Linked DNA regions of Homo sapiens: regions 2 and 3 are each linked to region 1. The links are chromatin contacts, found by Hi-C or POLR2A ChIA-PET in ENCODE. All regions are on one chromosome and are shown on one strand. The core of a region is the stretch at or near the end of the contact, and the rest is flanking DNA. Distances in the headings are between cores, read along the strand shown. Region 1 holds the start of SRSF8 (serine and arginine rich splicing factor 8). Region 2 holds the start of PIWIL4-AS1 (PIWIL4 antisense RNA 1). Region 3 overlaps AMOTL1 (angiomotin like 1).

Region 1 (2,578 bases), core at 79-2,578:
CCAAGTGCCCATCAACAGCACAAACATTTATACCATTGAATGCCTTACGGCAAGGTAACAGGATCAAGTACAGCTACATGGAACACATAGATGAGGGAAATAAAACACAAAATACATTAAAATATAAAAAGCACAATTCTATGTATATAAGGTTACATAACATTTTCAAAATCAGCAACGTTTTAATTAATTTAATTAATTTAGAATTCTCCTGCAGAGGAGTTTTCTCTCTTTTCTCCAATGTGTTAATTTATTTAATCATTTATTTACAACAGCACAGATTAATATTTATTTTATATTTTGGAATATGATATAGTAGTATTTTAGTTTGTTCCTTAAATTGTTCAAGATTTGGCCATTGGGAGCTGTTTTATTGGTTTTTGTACCCCTCTAAAATTACCCCATCAATGCTTTTGTTTGTTTTCTATTTATCACATCCTTATTTTCCAGCACTCCAAGATGCTCTAGGCCCTTTCTGTATATTTCCTTTCCAGATTTAGAAACTGTATTTCTTCATCAGTATTGCTAGATTGTTTTTTTCTTTAAAAGTGTTAGATTTCAGTTTTATTAATCATCTTTTTAAAAAAACATATTGTCCCTTTTATTTGTAATTCTATTTTTATTTTAATGTTTTATTTTTTGTTTTGGTTTTGTTTTACTAATTGCTTGACTTCAACATAAAAAAAGTTTTAGAAATGTGGTTATTAATTTTCAAGTAAATATGATTGGATTCAGGTTTTTTATTTTTAACCTTCAATATTATTTCACTGAGGTCCAGATGTGCTGAATTTATTGACCTATTAAATTTTAATTGACATTTATTTTGTAGTCTTGTATTGGGAAATTCTTCTGTTTTCTATATATTTTTGGTTGTTGCAGGTTATATGATCAAAATTGTTGTTTGTTGTGCAAATTATTATAGCATTACTAGTTTTGTTCTCTGCACTATTGATTTCTGAGAAAACGGTGTTACGGGGAAAAAACAAACTTCCATCATGAGTGCAGATTTTTCAGTTTTACCTTATAACTCTCAGTCTTGGCTATGTGTCACTGTTATGTGTTTAGGTGCGTTAAGTTCATCACTGTAATGTTTTCCTAGTGAATTTTCTTTTCAATAACTATGAAATGTGCTCCTTTGATCCTATCAATACACTGGATATTAATATTGTTGCCCTAGGTTTCTTTTGTTTAATATTTGTCTGGATTGCCTGTTCCCATAAATTGACCTTTAATCAGTTAGCTTTGTTCTTAAGATTGGTTTAAAACGTAGAATAATAGGGAGGAGCATGGGAGGGTGGGACGTCTAATGTAAATCCAGCCCAGTGATTACATTAGCTGGGCGCTGATTAGGTTAGGATGTTGCCCAGGTACAAGGCCAGGATCTTCGGGGCCTGGCTTCATTTGGAGTTCAGCTACCAAAAGGAAACCTTCCTCTGGGTCCTGGAGTATTTGGCCTGAAATTGGGAACTCGGAAGTTGCTGCTCCAGGGCGCTCCCTGCGGAGCTCCGCCGCCCGCCTCTCCGCCCGGCCTTTCCCGGCGTCCCCACGCGGGGCGCAACCGCGAGAAAGAAACGCAGGTCGCACCGTCAGCGCCCAGAGCAGCGCCAGTTTCCGGGCCCGGGCTGCTCTCGGAGCCATGAGCTGCGGCCGCCCCCCTCCCGACGTGGACGGCATGATCACCCTCAAGGTGGACAACCTGACCTACCGCACCTCTCCCGACAGCTTGAGGCGCGTGTTCGAGAAGTACGGGCGCGTGGGCGACGTGTACATCCCGCGGGAGCCCCACACCAAGGCGCCCCGGGGCTTCGCTTTCGTCCGCTTTCACGACCGGCGCGACGCCCAAGACGCCGAGGCCGCCATGGACGGGGCGGAGCTGGACGGACGCGAGCTGCGGGTGCAGGTGGCGCGCTATGGCCGCCGGGACCTGCCCCGCAGCCGCCAGGGAGAGCCACGCGGCAGGTCCAGAGGCGGCGGCTACGGACGGCGGAGCCGCAGCTACGGGCGGCGGAGCCGCAGCCCCAGGCGGCGACACCGCAGCCGATCCCGGGGTCCCAGCTGCTCCAGGTCCCGCAGCCGATCTCGCTATAGGGGTTCTCGCTATAGCCGGTCTCCCTACAGCCGATCTCCTTACAGCCGGTCGCGCTACAGCCGCTCTCCCTACAGCAGATCTCGCTACAGGGAATCTCGCTACGGCGGATCTCACTACAGCTCATCTGGTTACAGTAACTCTCGCTACAGCCGATATCACAGCAGCCGGTCTCACTCGAAGTCTGGGTCCTCCACTAGCTCTCGCTCTGCATCAACCTCCAAATCGAGCTCTGCGCGACGATCCAAGTCCTCCTCGGTCTCCAGGTCTCGCTCGCGGTCCAGGTCTTCATCTATGACCAGGAGTCCTCCCCGGGTATCCAAGAGGAAATCCAAGTCAAGGTCGCGATCCAAGAGGCCCCCCAAGTCTCCTGAAGAGGAAGGACAGATGTCCTCTTAAGAAAATGATGCATCAGGAAGCAACGTGATGGAGGACTTGGGGGAAAAGGATCACATACTCAGTCTATGGAAGCAACGTCCCTGGAAGAAGAGG
Region 2 (2,578 bases), core at 46-2,545, 330 kb before region 1:
TCAAGAAATGAGGTAGAACAACCAGAGGATCCATAGATGGCTGAAATAAGTAGAGGAGGCAAGTAATGCAGCCTGTTATTTTCAAGGAAAGCCAGGTATGGGTCAGAGCACAACACTGAAAGAAACATTCAGAGAGGAGGCTGAGGATATATAGATTTTGCTAGCGATGAACCATGAGTTCCAGAGGACAAATGGGAGGATTCTAGGAGTTGGGAGGGGATGGAGTGATGAGTGCAAACCCTCACCCAAACATATTTAATTCCTGGATTTGGGAGCTCAGATTATAAGAAGCAGGAAAAAGAAGAGGTTGGAGAGATAGGCTCAGCAGCTCAAGAATGCTGCCTTGCTTGGGGAGGACAGCCCCACCCCTGCTTCCCTGGGCTCCCTAAGCAATGCTGGCCGAAGGGGCTTTCTGTCCTTCATGGTGATTTGTAAACCAAAAACTGACAGTGGAAAAGCCAGAGATGGCTGAGTGTTTACAGGATGAGAGCACATTGGCTCAGATCGGGGCCCTTAGGCTGCTGCAGCTGGTGCTCTGATCACTTTGAGACAATAGAAGGCCCCCAGGAGGCTGCCCAGACTGTTGACCCTCCAATAGTCCTCCAAGGATGGAGAAAGGACAACCATTTCCATACTTGTTCCTTCCTTCCCACTGACCCTGTTATGGGCCATCAGCTGCGGGGCTCTCTCTGGAGCACACCCCAAGTCCAGCACCCTCGCCCCCTTAATGCAGAGCAGTCACAGTCAGTCCTGGGGGCTGGGGGGAGATACATAACACATCTGTCCAAGTTATCAGGCTACTGACTCAGAGGGGGAGGTTCTCACAGTGTTACATTAATTATTTTAGAATTTACAGTTCTCAGAGCATAACCATTGCTTCTACATTCTGTATTTGAAAGCAGTCAATCTTTTATAGAGTAGAAGGAGCACTGCTCTTCTCTCCTCCCCCACTTCTCCCTCACATACCCCTACCATAATGATGTCACGCATAAATTAACAACTTCTCAGCCTCGGTTTCCCAACCTGTGCAATGCAGCTCATATTACTTTGCCCACTTGAGCCAGGTGATCTCTTGAAGAGTAGGAAATAATGTTGGACTGGAGTTGGAATTCTGGTTCCAAAAGGAGGGGATTGGGGGGCATTTGGGTCTCCTCCTACCTTTCTGCAAGCTCTGAAAATCGTCCATCTCCTCAGGAGAAGCCCACAGAACAAACGATTTCCCAAGCATCAGAGGAGGGCAGACATAACATAACAGAGCAGGGAATCGGGTTAGAACGGGTTATGCTCTGATTTTTTGGAAAATGGGCAAACGGGGCGGGGACTAGGGAGGATTCCGCCAGCCGGGAGTTGGGAGGCCGCGCGCGCCTCTGCGGAGCGTGACGGCCACGGTCGCCTAGCAACGAGCGGGGATGCGCGGGGCGCCTGGGTGGGCGAGGGGTGCTCGCCGCCGCCGCCGCGCGCCCTCGGGCCCCCGGGACCGCGGGAAAACTTCGCGGCTCCTCGGCGCTGGGGCGTCGGCGCCAGGCCCGGCAGACAGAGCAATGCGCCCCGCGGGCTGAGGGCAGAGGATGCGGCCGCGGCCCAGCGCCCGGCCGGGGGAGCCGCGGGGTGGCACGCGGGGAAAGTTGGCGCGCGCCTGACCGCGCCTGGAAGCCGCGCGGTGCCAGGGCCGAGTTGTCCCCCAAGTTTCTGCGGCGATTTGTCACTCCCTGGGGATCTGGCGGTCTGAATCCCGCGGGGCCTCCGGCTCAGGGATTCTGAGCGCTGGGAGAGAGAAGCCCGCGCTTTTCCCGGGGACCTGCGCTTGAGCTGGTGCTTGTGCGGGTTCGTCCTGAATGGTAGCGATTCGAGTTGTTTTCTGCTTTTCTTCTCCCCCAGACAGTGAGTTTGTGGAAGCCTCGCCCGCATCCTACAGCCCAGACGAGTTAGGTAAGTCTGCTCATTTTGTCTTTTATTTCTTGGTCGCAATTCTGCCCGAGAACTGCGAGTTTGGGGGGCGTCCATAGGAACTCAGCTAGGGATGGGGCTGGGGTTGGAGGGCGGAGGGAAAGGGTCAGGGGACACCTGCTGCCTTCGCGGCCGGAACCGGCCTTTCCTCGGCGCTGTGCTTTCGGGGGTGGCAGGGCAAGTGTCCAATGAGCCGTGCGTGTGTGTGTGTGTGCGTGCGTGTGCGTGTGTGTGTGTGTGAGTGCGTGTGTGTGCGTGTTCGTCTGGGGCAGTGGTGCTGCTCCGAGGAGCCTGGCACAGCAAACTTCCAGAGCTGGGGCTTCTGAAACCTGCGCTCATCTTGCCGGGAGGACACAGCGGCGACTGGTTCTGACTTGCCAAGTACCTGGCACGAGAAGGACGTCGTGTGGGTCGTCCTTACCCTGAATTTAATGAAGTCAGGGGCTGAAAACGGCGGTGTAATCATTAAACTGTAAGACCTAGGAGCTGCTTCCCTCCCTGATTTCTATTCCTCAGTTAGCCTGTAGGTGTCTCGAGATAGGACATTCCATCCTCATGCCTGTCATGGTAAGTGGAGATTTGCGATGGGTGAACCGGGACACTCTTGTCAAGAGACAGGCTGAAGAGAGAG
Region 3 (2,578 bases), core at 39-2,538, 280 kb before region 1:
AGTTGGAAGTTGAACTACCTAATCTCTAATTTATTTTCCAGCTCTAACATGTTAGGAAAATAATGTACTCATGCTTTTAACCCCCTTCTCCTTACCCATAACTAAGCTACGCTGAACTCTCTATTCCTTAAAGAGACAACACTTTCATAACCCAGTCCTATGCTTTTGTTTTTCCCATGTTGGGCCGATCTTCCCTCACTACCACCTTCTCCACACCCCACAGTGGATTAACATCCTCCTCATTTTCCCTCCGGTTCAATTTCAGCCCACATATCTCTTTCTCCTTGTCACTGAAGCTCTATGTCCCTTCCGTCAGTCAACAGGTAGTAATGATTACTCATGGAACTCCAAAGCAGTATGTTCCTTTAACATACTTTGCAATAAAAATGGGTAGTTGTGTGCACGTTGGTCTCTGGAACCAAATCGTAAAATCCTAAGGGCCAAGGACAGTCTTACTCATTTCTTGCTATTTATAGCTCCACTCACAGTGATCTCTTGGACTCAATTGTTACTTTAAAGGTTAAGCATGTGCTCTGCATTTTGGTTTATATTGATAATATCTCAAAGATTTTTAAGTAAGCATTACAAAGTTAAACTTCAGACAAGTTTGAAGTTATTCAACACACATTCCACTTTCAGAGAGAGTCTAAGTTAAATAGGTGTCGGGGTCTTGATTTCACTTGTTTTCTGGAACATATGGATTGGTCCAGGGTTTAGAATTCAAGTTTGATGCCCATTCAAAAGACCTGCCATGTAGGGGTTGGGAATCTTGTAAACCCCACCCCTCAACCCCCAACTCCAAACCTCGGGTTTCAGGTAATGGTTGCTTGGGGGAAAAGAGAGTGAGAAAGCATATTCCAGGGAGTGCTTTTAGTTTAGTGGTGGAGCTTACTGTTTCCTTTTTATTTATTTCTGTATTTTTATTTTTTGAGACAGAGTCTAGCTCTGTCACCCAGGCTGGAGTGCAGTGGCGCAGTCTTGGCTCACTGCAACCTTTGCCTCCTGGGTTCAAGTGATTCTCCTGCCTCAGCCTCCCGAGTAGCTGAGACTACAGGTGCCCGCCACCATGCCTGGCTAATTTTTGTATTTTTAGTAGAGACAGGGTTTCACCATGTTGGCCAGGCTGGTCTCGAACTCCTGACCTCAAGTAATCCACCCTCCTCGGCCTCCCGAAGTGCTGGGATTACAGGCTTGAGCCACCGTGCCCGGCACTGTTTCCTTTTTAAAAACATGTGTTGCATGCAGGTGTTTGGAGGAGGCACTGCTGCCTGTCAGTGCTGCCCTTAAGATTGTGAATCAGCTAATCCAGATGAGCTGGCTTGGTTTCACATGAGGACTCCTAAACAGGCTGGCCCTTATTTTTCAGGTACTGGTCATAGGTTCTCCAGCCCTTTTGAAAACATTGTTTCCAGGGTATCCTTCTCCTTGAGCGGAGTATTCGGCTCCCTAGAAAAACCTCGAGTTCTGCCGGAATCAGAAGGCTTGATGGCTTACATTTAACTTTGAGGCTGCTGGCACACTCAGCAAATTCCTTAGCTCTTTGAAAGGTAAGATAGAAGCCACAGAATTGTTTGTTGCTGTGGTTAAAATCTCTGTTATAAAGTTATAGGAGGTTATTGTAATCTAGACAGTGAAATTGTTTTTAAATCATTAGGAGGTTTTGGATTACATGTAGCTGGCAGAAAGCTTTGCCCGTTGGTGACATAACACCTGGGAGTTGTTCTGCAGTTAGTGGTCTCTTTGAGGAATGGGTCGCTGGCCTGTAGAGTTGAAAGCACTAGTATTTGCTGCATAGGGGAGAGTAAGGGCCCCCTCATCTTACGGAGCTGAAAGGTACAAGGAATTATCTGGAATTCTCATAGAGACTGGCTTTGGAGGGATCTTTGTCTTTTCTTTAACTCTTACTTGGTACTGAGAACATTCCAGAGAATACCGCCATGTTCTTGCCATCAGTCAGCACGTAGTAAGAAGCATATGTCTTACATGCTACATGCTTGCAGAAATTAGCAAGTACACAGTACACTGCCTGTCTTCAAAGGGTAATGACTTCACCAGGGCCATAACACCAGCCTATTAAATGACTACTGCAAAATACTAGGCAGGTGAAATTTAAGTACCACAAGTTTTGTGTGCCTCAGATCATAAGTGTGGTGACAGTTGAGGGAAGGGAGATCAGTCAGGGCATGGGGGATGGTGTTGAGAGGCGTTCTAGAGGCGGTAAACTGAAGAGGTACATTTACTAGGATGAACTTTAGAGTAGTTAGGGGTGCATGTGAAGCCAGAAGGTGGCACTTGGAGAATGAGGATGACATGTTCACAGGATGCTGGGATGCTGAGGGGACCAGCAGGACTATGCACAGCTAAAGGGGGCCCTGTTTAGAGACAGCCTTGAAAACCACAAAAATTCCACCCTGAAGTTATAGTCCAAATCATTATGTGTAAGGGAGTGGCATGCCGGCAGTGGAATTTAAGGACAAGGGACTTCCTAGTTGTGTGTATTGTATGATAGCGGAATGACAGTTTCACGTCCTCCAGGGTTTAAACCTCATGGAGACTTTGAGCCTGTTGTATTAATGGC

What was found. A loop is a pair of places that touch in the nucleus more often than their neighbours do. ChIA-PET counts read pairs that join two places held with the same protein, here RNA polymerase II (POLR2A). Pooled maps may share reads with other maps.
Region 2: a pooled map shows a loop between it and region 1 (2.5-fold over the local background). The contact joins the promoter of PIWIL4-AS1 here to the promoter of SRSF8 in region 1. A Hi-C loop is called at or near these places in 4 of 50 pooled maps. POLR2A ChIA-PET finds 5 or more read pairs at or near these places in 3 of 52 experiments (HEK293, MCF 10A and WTC11).
Region 3: a map of naive thymus-derived CD4-positive, alpha-beta T cell shows a loop between it and region 1 (3-fold over the local background). The contact joins the enhancer-like site here to the promoter of SRSF8 in region 1. A Hi-C loop is called at or near these places in 3 of 168 maps with a recorded cell type or tissue (A673, endothelial cell of umbilical vein and naive thymus-derived CD4-positive, alpha-beta T cell) and 11 of 50 pooled maps. POLR2A ChIA-PET finds 5 or more read pairs at or near these places in 2 of 52 experiments (AG04449 and HEK293).

The regions. Positions count from the first base shown.
Region 1 is chr11:95,065,591-95,068,168 of GRCh38, forward strand. SRSF8 (serine and arginine rich splicing factor 8) reads left to right here and starts at 1,329. Exons shown (of 1, transcript NM_032102.4): 1 at 1,329-2,578. The coding sequence starts at 1,637. The coding sequence ends at 2,485. RefSeq lists enhancers at 1,153-1,910, 1,635-1,824, 2,405-2,514 and a silencer at 1,305-1,384.
Region 2 is chr11:94,739,060-94,741,637 of GRCh38, forward strand. PIWIL4-AS1 (PIWIL4 antisense RNA 1) reads right to left here and starts at 1,296. Exons shown (of 5, transcript NR_135093.1): 1 at 1,159-1,296. It also overlaps a transcript of AMOTL1 not described here.
Region 3 is chr11:94,788,248-94,790,825 of GRCh38, forward strand. The region is part of intron 1 of AMOTL1 (angiomotin like 1); the gene reads left to right. Among named protein-coding and RNA genes, the nearest start is that of AMOTL1, 21 kb to the left of the region's middle. RefSeq lists enhancers at 609-1,109, 1,110-1,610. Within about 2 kb of position 1,289, at least 5 of the 41 ENCODE cell types and tissues checked have a DNase peak (open chromatin) inside an H3K27ac peak, as active enhancers do.